Regions from separate parts of the Homo sapiens genome. Here region 1 is linked to region 2. The links are chromatin contacts, found by Hi-C or POLR2A ChIA-PET in ENCODE. All regions are on one chromosome and are shown on one strand. Each heading gives the region's core, a stretch centred on a gene start or an enhancer-like site at or near the end of the contact. The rest is flanking DNA. Distances are from core to core; before and after follow the strand shown.

Region 1 (4,438 bases), core at 1,436-3,935, 58 kb after region 2:
GGGAGGCTGAGGCAGGAGAATGGCATGAACCCAGGAGGCGGAGCTTGCAGTGAGCCGAGATCGCACCACTGCAGTCCGCAGTCCGGCCTGGGCGACAGAGCGAGACTCCGTCTCAAAAAAAAAAAAAAAAAAATCATTGCTGGAAACCAGGCATGAAGAGAATCTGAGCAAAAGATCCATTTTCATATCAGAAACAATCCTGGGAGATGACAGGCACAGGTAGTTGTCACAAAACATGCCTGTCACTTGGAGGCAAGGGTGGCATGGAGACAGCAGCCAGCTGCCCAGGGTCCCAGAATGACAATGTCTGGAACTGTTTATTGCAACAGCTACTGCAGCCATGCCGGCCACTACTACTGTTGTTCCAAACCATGTTTCTTCACTGGGTTACACGTCTTCTTGGAGTCCCTATTACTTGGGCTTACCTGAATACCCCCAAAGCAGAAAGAACTCTGACCTGAGAGAGCCCTGAAAATCCCATTCATCCTCAGTCTTGCCTCTCATTTTGACTTTTTTTTTTTTGAGATGGAGTTTCACTCTTGTTGCCCAGGCTGGAGTGCAATGGTGCAATCTCGGCTCACTGCAACCTTCATCTCCCAGGTTCAAGCGATTCACTTGCCTCAGCCCCTGAGTAGCTGGGATTACAGGCATGTGACACCATGCCCGGCTAATTTTGTATCTTTAGTAGAGACAGGGTTTCACCATGTTGGCCAGGCTGGTCTTGAACTCCTGACCTCAGGTGATCGCCCACCTCGGCCTCCCAAAGTGCTAGGATTACAGGTGTGAGCCACCGCGCCTGGCCTGACATTCTTTTTTTACTGAAGGAATTTGTCATGGGTCTAGCCATCTAACAAGGTCTAACAAAAACAGGAACTGAAATCAAGCCATAGGAAGTCCCTCCTGGAAGAGAAAGAGCATGATCGTCCATACCTGCTCCGAGTTTAGGGCCTCCCAATACTTCTGCTGCAGAATAAAAAGAGAGACAGAAAAAGTGTTGGACAGATTTTGCCACCATCCCACAGCAGAGCAGAGCTCAGGACCAGCTCCTGTCTGCTCAGTGAGCCAGGAGACAGGCCCTTAGATGGTTGGGGGCAAAGGAACAGGTGACTTCAGCAAGCAGGAAGGCAGCAGCTACTAGCAGTTACAATTTAGTTAAATGATCAATGAGATAGTTATGATAATTATGAAGGGCTGCACGTCCTGGGAAAAATTACAATCTATCAAGATTTAAAAATTACTATTAGTAGAAATTATTATTATTATTAGGAGGAGTAGCAGTAATAATAATAAATCTCCCATTTATTAACCACATGGCTGAGATGATTCAACTCAAACCCATAAAACTGAGATGCCAATAAAATTCCTGCCTTGCAAATATGGGGTATTTGCTACCAGCCAAGATTCATTTGTAGTCAGTGTTTACTGCATGGTTGGTTCCACTCCAAACCTCAAATATGTCTGACTCAAGTTCTTGCAGGGCAGGCATCACGTCTGCCCTTGTTACTCCAGCACCTCCTGCAGCGCCTGGGAAACATATGTTTCTGACATGAGCTAAGAATCTATGAATATCTGTTACATTGATCTGGGAATGTCTATTAAATTAAATAGCAGGCAGTCCGAGCAGTCCACAGGATTTAGGGTTATTATCACATTAAAACAAAAGCATGTTCAACTCCTTAACATTTTTCATTAAAAAAAATCAATTAATTAATTTTTTTGAGAGAGGGGCTTGCTCTGTCGCCCAGGCTGTAGTGCAGTGGCATGGTCATAGCCCACTGCTGCCTCCATCTCCTGGGCTCAACTGATCTTCCTGCCTCAGACTCCTGAGTAGCTGGGACTACAGGTGTGTACCACCATGCCTGGCTGACATTTATTTTATTTTTTTAGTGGAGATGAGGTCTATGGTGCCCAGGCTGGTCTTGAACTCCTGAGCTCAAGCAATCCTCCCACCCTGGCCACCCAAAATGCTGGGATTACAGGCATGAGCCACAGCACCTGGCCTAATTTTCTATCTATCTATCTATCTATCTATCTATCTATCTATCTATCTATCTATATCTATCTATCTGTGTATGATGGAGTTTCACTCTTGTCACAGGCTGGAGTGTAATGGTACGATCTCGGCTCACTGCAATCTCTGCCTCCCAGGTTCAAGCAATTCTCCTGCCTCAGTCTCCTGAGTAGCTGGGATTACAGGCGCCCAGGACCATGCCCAGCTAATTTTGTATTTTTAGTAGAGATGGGGTTTCACCATGTTGGCCAGGCTGGTCTCGAACTCCTGGCCTCAAGTGATCAGCTTGCCTCAGCCTCCCAAAGTGCTAGGATTACAGGCATGAGCCACTGCTCCCAGCCAGGCGTAAATCATTTCATCCACAAATATTTCAAAATGTATCTCATAGATAAGGACTTAAAAAAAAAACCTAAGCACAATGCCATTATTATACCTAACAAAATTAGTGATAATTCCTTAGCATTCTTCATCTAACACTATCCTGCTGAGGGAACATAAACTGAAAAAAAAAAAAAGATTAATTGGAAGGGATACAAATTACTAAACTGATGGTTCCACACACTCTGGAAAAGACAGAAATGCCGATGATATAAAGGAGGGTTGAAAAAGTTAACTTAGCGAAAAAGTTTATTTAAAGCCAAGCAAACAAACAAGCAAATAAATAGGCTCGAGTCTCCCAGCTGTGCTGAAATGAAACCTTGAAACTTCCTTTACAAAGCTTAAATCTTCAGCGTTATGGGCAATCTAAAATTTAGGAAGAGCGCCCTCTAGTGGGAATAGTCAGTATTTTTAAAGTTACTTTATAAACCGCTAATGATAGTGTGCCTAAGGAGTACAATTAACCCAAATCTTTGTAACTGAGGTCTCTCCTCAACCCCCCAGCCTAAAAATAAATAAAATTATATAGTCTTTTCCCTGTTTCAAGAGCAAATGTGTTCATTATAGAACATTTTTCAAAAAACAAAGATCTACCAAAATTCTATCCTTAGAAGAAGGCCTCTACAAAGATTAAATATGCCTCTGAAACATGTATGTATTATGTATAATATAATAAAAGCAAATGGCTTTTCTCCTTTAACATACAATGAGCATTTCCACTTGCCCTTAAAATCATCTTCAGAAACATGATTCTATCACCTCCTCAAACCACTGCATACGGCATTTTAATTTGCCTCATGTCTAAAAGCACATTTTTCCTTGCTTCTGAAATCTAGAAGCATCCTATAGCCTTTGTCTATATAGCATGTAGTAATGTTTCTTTAATTCTGGAAGAGTTTAGGATGTGTCTAAGTTACTGAGGAAATAGGGTCACTTTCTAGGTTTAAATTTTAGACTGTGGAAGCTGGATGGGGCCTCAGAAACCATTTGTCCAACTCTTTACTCTTACCTTTGGGGAGAAGTGACATCTCCACAGTCTTGGGGAGGTGAGATGGTGCTCGACTTCGGATGGATTGTAAAGTTTTAAGACTGGCCAGACATACACCAGCTTCAGTTCTCATTCTCTATTTTTTTTTTTTTTTTTGAGATGGAGTCTCACTCTGTTGCCCAGGCTCGAGTACAATGGCGTGATCTCAGCTCACTGCAACCTCCGCCTCCCGGGTCCAGGTGATTCTCCTGCCTCAGCCTCCTGAGTAGCTGGGATTACAGGCGTGCGCCACCATGCCAGGCTCATTTTTTGTATTTTTAGTAGAGATGGGATTTCACCATGTTGGTCAGGCTGGTCTCAAACTCCTGACCTTGTGATCTGCCCGCCTCAGCCTCCCAAAGTGCTGGGATTACAAGCGTGAGCCACCGCACCCGGCTGATGGTCTGTATTTCTTACCTGCTATATCTGACAGCCCTCCTCAGGATCATGAAAGGCTTCCTGGAGGAAGGGGGATTTAGACAGGACAGCGAAAGGTAGGAGAAGACAGATAGGCAGAGAAACGCAGAGAAGAGAAAGCTGGCTGGGTGCATGGGGAAGGACCTGCAAAGACGGCACAGATGGGGAGGCGTTCTGGAGCTCAGGCTTAGGAGCCTGGGCTTAAAAGTGTAAGCAGCAAGGCGCCCAGAAGGCCTCAAGCAGGGAAGCATCGGGCTGGGGTCGAGTGTTGGAAAATCCTGCTGTATTCCCTGCAGGACGGAAATGAAAGGAGGCAGAGCGCGCCTGCATCGCAATCAGGAGCTCCTGCCCCAGTCCAGGAGGAAGTAACGAGGCTCTTACCTGGATTTGGGGAGGCGGATTGGAAATGCCTCTAGAGACTAAGAGTACAGAAGTTTTCCAGAGTGGTTTCTGCGCAGACAGCAGCCTGCCCTGCTATGCTACCAAGATTCATTCACACATTTTGCTGGTGGTTTACTTTTCTGTTTTCCTGATGGAAGCTTTTCTGTGTGTAAGAAGTGACTCAGTGCTGGGTGCGGCGGCTCACACCTGTAATCCCAGCCCTT
Region 2 (4,298 bases), core at 176-2,675:
GACCCAGCAACTCTATTCAGCTTATTTTCCCAGGAAATCTCATGTAATACTGGCAACAGTGCTCTTTCCTTACACAGCTAGCTTTGTGCTAGCCACTCAGTTATTCAAATCCAACCAGTAGATTGTTTAGGGATATGTCATATAGAGGGCAAAACTATAAAGCAAACAGTAACGACTGACATTAAAGGTAGTACCTGGGGAGGATGTGGTGCCCAGGGAAGCAGAGATTGCAGGGAGGCACACAGCTGAGCCTCAAGGTACTAGTGGGTGATAGGTGTTTGTCATTATTATTATTATTATTTTGAGACAGAGTCTCGCTCTGTTGGCCAGGCTGGAGTGCAGTGGCACGATCTCGGCTCACTGCAACCTCCATCTCCCAGGCTCAAGCAATTCTCCTACCTCAGCCTCCCGAGTAGCTGGGATTACAGGAGTGAGCCACCACACCCGGCTGATTTTTGTATTTTTAGTAGAGATGGGGTTTCACCATGTTGGCCAGGCTGGTCTCAAACTCCTGACCTCAGGTAATCTGCCTGCCTTGGCCTCCCAAAATCCTGGGATTACAGGCGTGAGCCACTGTGCCTGGCCTATTATTTTATTATTTTGAAAGAGGGTCTTGTTCTGTTGCCCAGGCTGGAGTGCAGTGGCGTGATCACAACTCACTGCTGCCTCTTGAGCTCTTCCCGCCTTAGCCTCCTGAGTAGCTGGGACTACAGGTGTGTGCCACTGCACTCTGCTAGTTTTATTTTATGGTTTTGTTTGTTAGTTTGGTTTTGTTGTTGTTGTTATTGTTGTTGTTGTTGTGTGTGTGTGTGTGTGTGTGTGTGTGTGTGTGTAGAGCTGGTGGTCTCATTAAGGTGCCCAGGCTGGTCTCAAACTCCTGATTTTAAGCCATCTTTCCACCTCAGCCTCCCAAAGTGCTGAGATGACAGGTGTGAGCCACTGCACCCGGCCTCGTTATTTAATCTTTAGATTGTACACATACTTTTCTCTAAATATGATACATTTTATAATTTTAAAGCCTGGAGAGGTGCCTGAAGGCTACTGTTTCCTCTCTTGGTTCAGGGCTGCAGCCAGAGAATATGTGCAGAGTCACTGTCAACAGCAAGTTAAGTATAAAAGGAAATAATGATTTTCTAACATTCTAATAAACCTGTGCTAGTTAGAGAGGATAGTGGTTACTGCAATAGAGTCCACTGTTTGCACTGGGAAGGGGTAAAGTCCAGCTGCCTTTTTCAGGCCCTCCTGGTAGAACAGCATTTTTCTGGCCCAGAGAGCATTCAGAATTTGGTCCTTACTTCCACATGTCCAGAAACTTGATTTTAGCCACTCCACTGGGACTTCTCATGCTTAGAGGGAATGCCTATGAATGAGCAGCCACTGTGAGCTCCTTGAGGGCTGAGATCATGCTTTATCCATCTCTAAATTCCCATTGCCTAGCAAAGAACCTACCTACAACAACAGAGTCCAGGGACCTTTCTGGCAACTTGCATACTCGTGTGTTCCAGACAGAACATGCATGCCTGCTCTGGAGGCACAGCTCCCTTCCTGGGGCCTGGTGGCCTGACCCTGAGGCTTAGCCCAGAGGTTAATCGCCCTTCCACCAAGGATACAGCACACCTACCTTCCTACCAGCCTCCTCATGCTGTCATTTACCCAGGCCAGGACTGGCTGCCAGCCCTGGCACAGTGCCATGCTCATAAAAAGGGCTCAGGAAATGGAAGAAGAAATATAGAAGCCCAAGTCAGAAGGCAGACTTTCTTTTCCCCCACATGGGCTACTTCGTGGTCTTTGCCTTATCTTCACATATATGATCGATCCCCCAGCCCAGCCGATAGACAGGCTTAGATATGAAGCTTCTTAGAAATGCTTTTCCGAGTAAGGTTCTGCTCTGCTTGTAGAAAGTGATGGAGAAAGTGAATGCCACCCAGCCAAATACACTCATTAGTTTACCCAGCAAAGAGTGCAGCAGTCAGAATTTCAAACACTGGAGGAAGCGGTGAGGACAAAATCCAAAGCCCTTGCCAGTCACAGGGGAGTAATTTGACCAGTTATGACCATGCTCTTCCTGCTCACAAATATATGCTGACTGCCTTCGGGACAAGCAGGTGGTTGCTTTGCCTGGGGAGCCACCAAAGCTGTGTAAGGCCTGGGCCACAGCCAGAAATAGTTTAGATTCCAAAAGCTCAGAGTCAAGGCTGCGAGAGCACTTGTTTAGTCCATCAAGAAGCAGATCAAGAAGAGAAGTGGCTTAGAAAGACAGTGACGGGGTCGGGTGTGGTGGCTCACGCCTGTAATCCCAGCACTCTGGGAGGCTGTGGCAGGCAGATCACTTAAGGTCAGGATTCCGAGACCAGCCTGGCTAGTATGGTGAAACCCTGTCTCTACTAGAGATACAAAAATTGGCCGGGCGCGGTAGCTCACACCTGTAATCCCCGCACTTTGGGAGGCCGAGGCGGGCGGATCACCTGAGGTCAGGAGTTCGAGACTAGCCTGACCAACGTAGAGAAACCTTGTCTCTACTAAAAATACAAAATTAGCCAGGCGTGCTGGTGCATGCCTGTAATCCCAGCTACTCGGGAGGCTGAAGCAGGAGAATCGCTTGAACCTGGGAGGCGGAGGCTGCGGTGAGTCGAGATCATGCCATTGCACTCCAGCCTGGGTGACAAGACTGAAACTCCGTCTCAACAACAACAACAGCAAAAAAGAGAGATACAAAAATTAGCCTGGTGTGGTGGCACACACCTGTAGTCCCAGCTAATTGGGAGGCTGAGGCAGGAGAATCCTTGAACCTGGGAGGTGGAGGTTGCAGTCAGTCAAGATTGTGCCACTGCACTCCAGCCTGGGTGACAGAGTGAGACTGTCTCAAAAAAAAAAAAAAAAGAATGAAAGACAGTGATGGAACCAAGCCGAGGATGAAGGACTCCCAACTGCCACATGTGTATTATTGTGTCTGTTACGCTCTGCATCTCTGGTCATTGCAGATCCCATGGTCAAGGGCCTTCGTCCTGCCATAGCAAGGTTTGAGTCTTCTAATTGGCATTCACATGAGGTTTATGTCTATGTAACTGCAAAAAAAACTTATTAGCTCAACTGGCCTGTTGAGTGGATAAATAGTGATTACTCTTTTCTGATTTTATCTTTGTAATGTGACAAGTTTGTGGGGTAGAAATTCTAATTTGCCATCTATTTTGCATTTATTTACATAATGAGCTCCCAAGCCCCTGAGGATATACCATGAATTAATTAGTGGAGTCTGTAATAGCCAATTCCAGTTCTGTGGAGTATTAGGACACCCACAATAAAGAGAAATGCATTATTATTATTATTTTTAGCAATTGATATACCCTAGAGGTACTAAAGCCTTTTCAGAACAAGGTGTGGTGTATATAAATGACTATGTTATCCATGTCCCGATTTAGGAAAGGAGATATTGCAGAAATTGAAGTCTGTTACCTTAAATGCCAAGGGGATTCGGCATTTCTGTCCTCCCCCTGGCTTATTCTGAAATCGAGGTGAGATGGGAAGAAGGGTAGTGACTGAGGCAGAAGGACAACCTGATTTCTAATCATTCATTCACTGGAACAACATTGCTTGAGTCAATCTATGTGTAAGGCTTTGTGTGAGGGGGTGATAGATCATTTAATAGGACCCAGGAGATCATGCTTTGAAAAACACCTGATATCTTGCATGTAGTGAAGAAAAGACACCTGCAAAAGTACCCGCTGACCCTGGGGTGGAGGTGTCCTCACCCAAAGGCCTCAACTGCTGACTTCTAGTCAAAGCTTCAACACTCACTTGCTGTGTGACTTTGAACAAATCACTTCCCCTCTCTGATCCTCAGTATCCTAGCTGTGAAATTAGAGGCAAGGAAGAACTCGCAGAAGGAATGTGGCATGTAGAAAGACCCAGAAATCCCTCTCTATGTTTTAGTCTATGGCTGTCCTCTCCATAAGGACAGTTTCAAACCTTCTCCATTCTGCTCAGATCTCCAAATCTGCACCCGATTCTCCTCTCTCTTAGCAAATGATCTGATTCCCAACTTCATAAAGAAAATAGAAGTTTCAGACTGGGTGCGGTAACTCATGCCTGTAATCCCAGCACTTTGGGAAGCCAAGGCAGGTGGATCACCTGACGTCAGGAGTTCAAGACCAGCCTGGCCAACATGGTGAAACCCCGTCTCTCCTAAAAATAAAAAATTAGCTGGGCATGGTGGCAGGCACCTGCAATCCCAGCTACTCGGAAGGCTGAGGCTAGAGAATTGCTTGAACTTGGGAGGCAGAGGTTGCAATGAGCCGAGA

What was found. Hi-C counts contacts between places; a loop is a spot of excess contacts on that map. ChIA-PET counts read pairs that join two places held with the same protein, here RNA polymerase II (POLR2A). Pooled maps may share reads with other maps.
Region 1: a loop to region 2 is called in a map of PC-9, with 6 times the contacts of the local background. The contact joins two enhancer-like sites. A Hi-C loop is called at or near these places in 9 of 168 maps with a recorded cell type or tissue (CD14-positive monocyte, Caco-2, Calu3 and 6 more) and 12 of 50 pooled maps. POLR2A ChIA-PET finds 5 or more read pairs at or near these places in 9 of 52 experiments (A673, Caco-2, HEK293 and 6 more).

The regions. Positions count from the first base shown.
Region 1 is chr3:194,592,111-194,596,548 of GRCh38, forward strand. The region is part of intron 9 of TMEM44 (transmembrane protein 44); the gene reads right to left. Among named protein-coding and RNA genes, the nearest start is that of TMEM44-AS1, 10 kb to the left of the region's middle. Within about 2 kb of position 2,686, at least 5 of the 41 ENCODE cell types and tissues checked have a DNase peak (open chromatin) inside an H3K27ac peak, as active enhancers do; they include PC-3 and PC-9, where a contact is called at or near this core.
Region 2 is chr3:194,535,861-194,540,158 of GRCh38, forward strand. No RefSeq gene overlaps it. Among named protein-coding and RNA genes, the nearest start is that of TMEM44-AS1, 46 kb to the right of the region's middle. RefSeq lists enhancers at 1,140-1,434, 1,160-1,454 and a silencer at 1,140-1,434. Within about 2 kb of position 1,426, at least 19 of the 41 ENCODE cell types and tissues checked have a DNase peak (open chromatin) inside an H3K27ac peak, as active enhancers do; they include PC-3 and PC-9, where a contact is called at or near this core.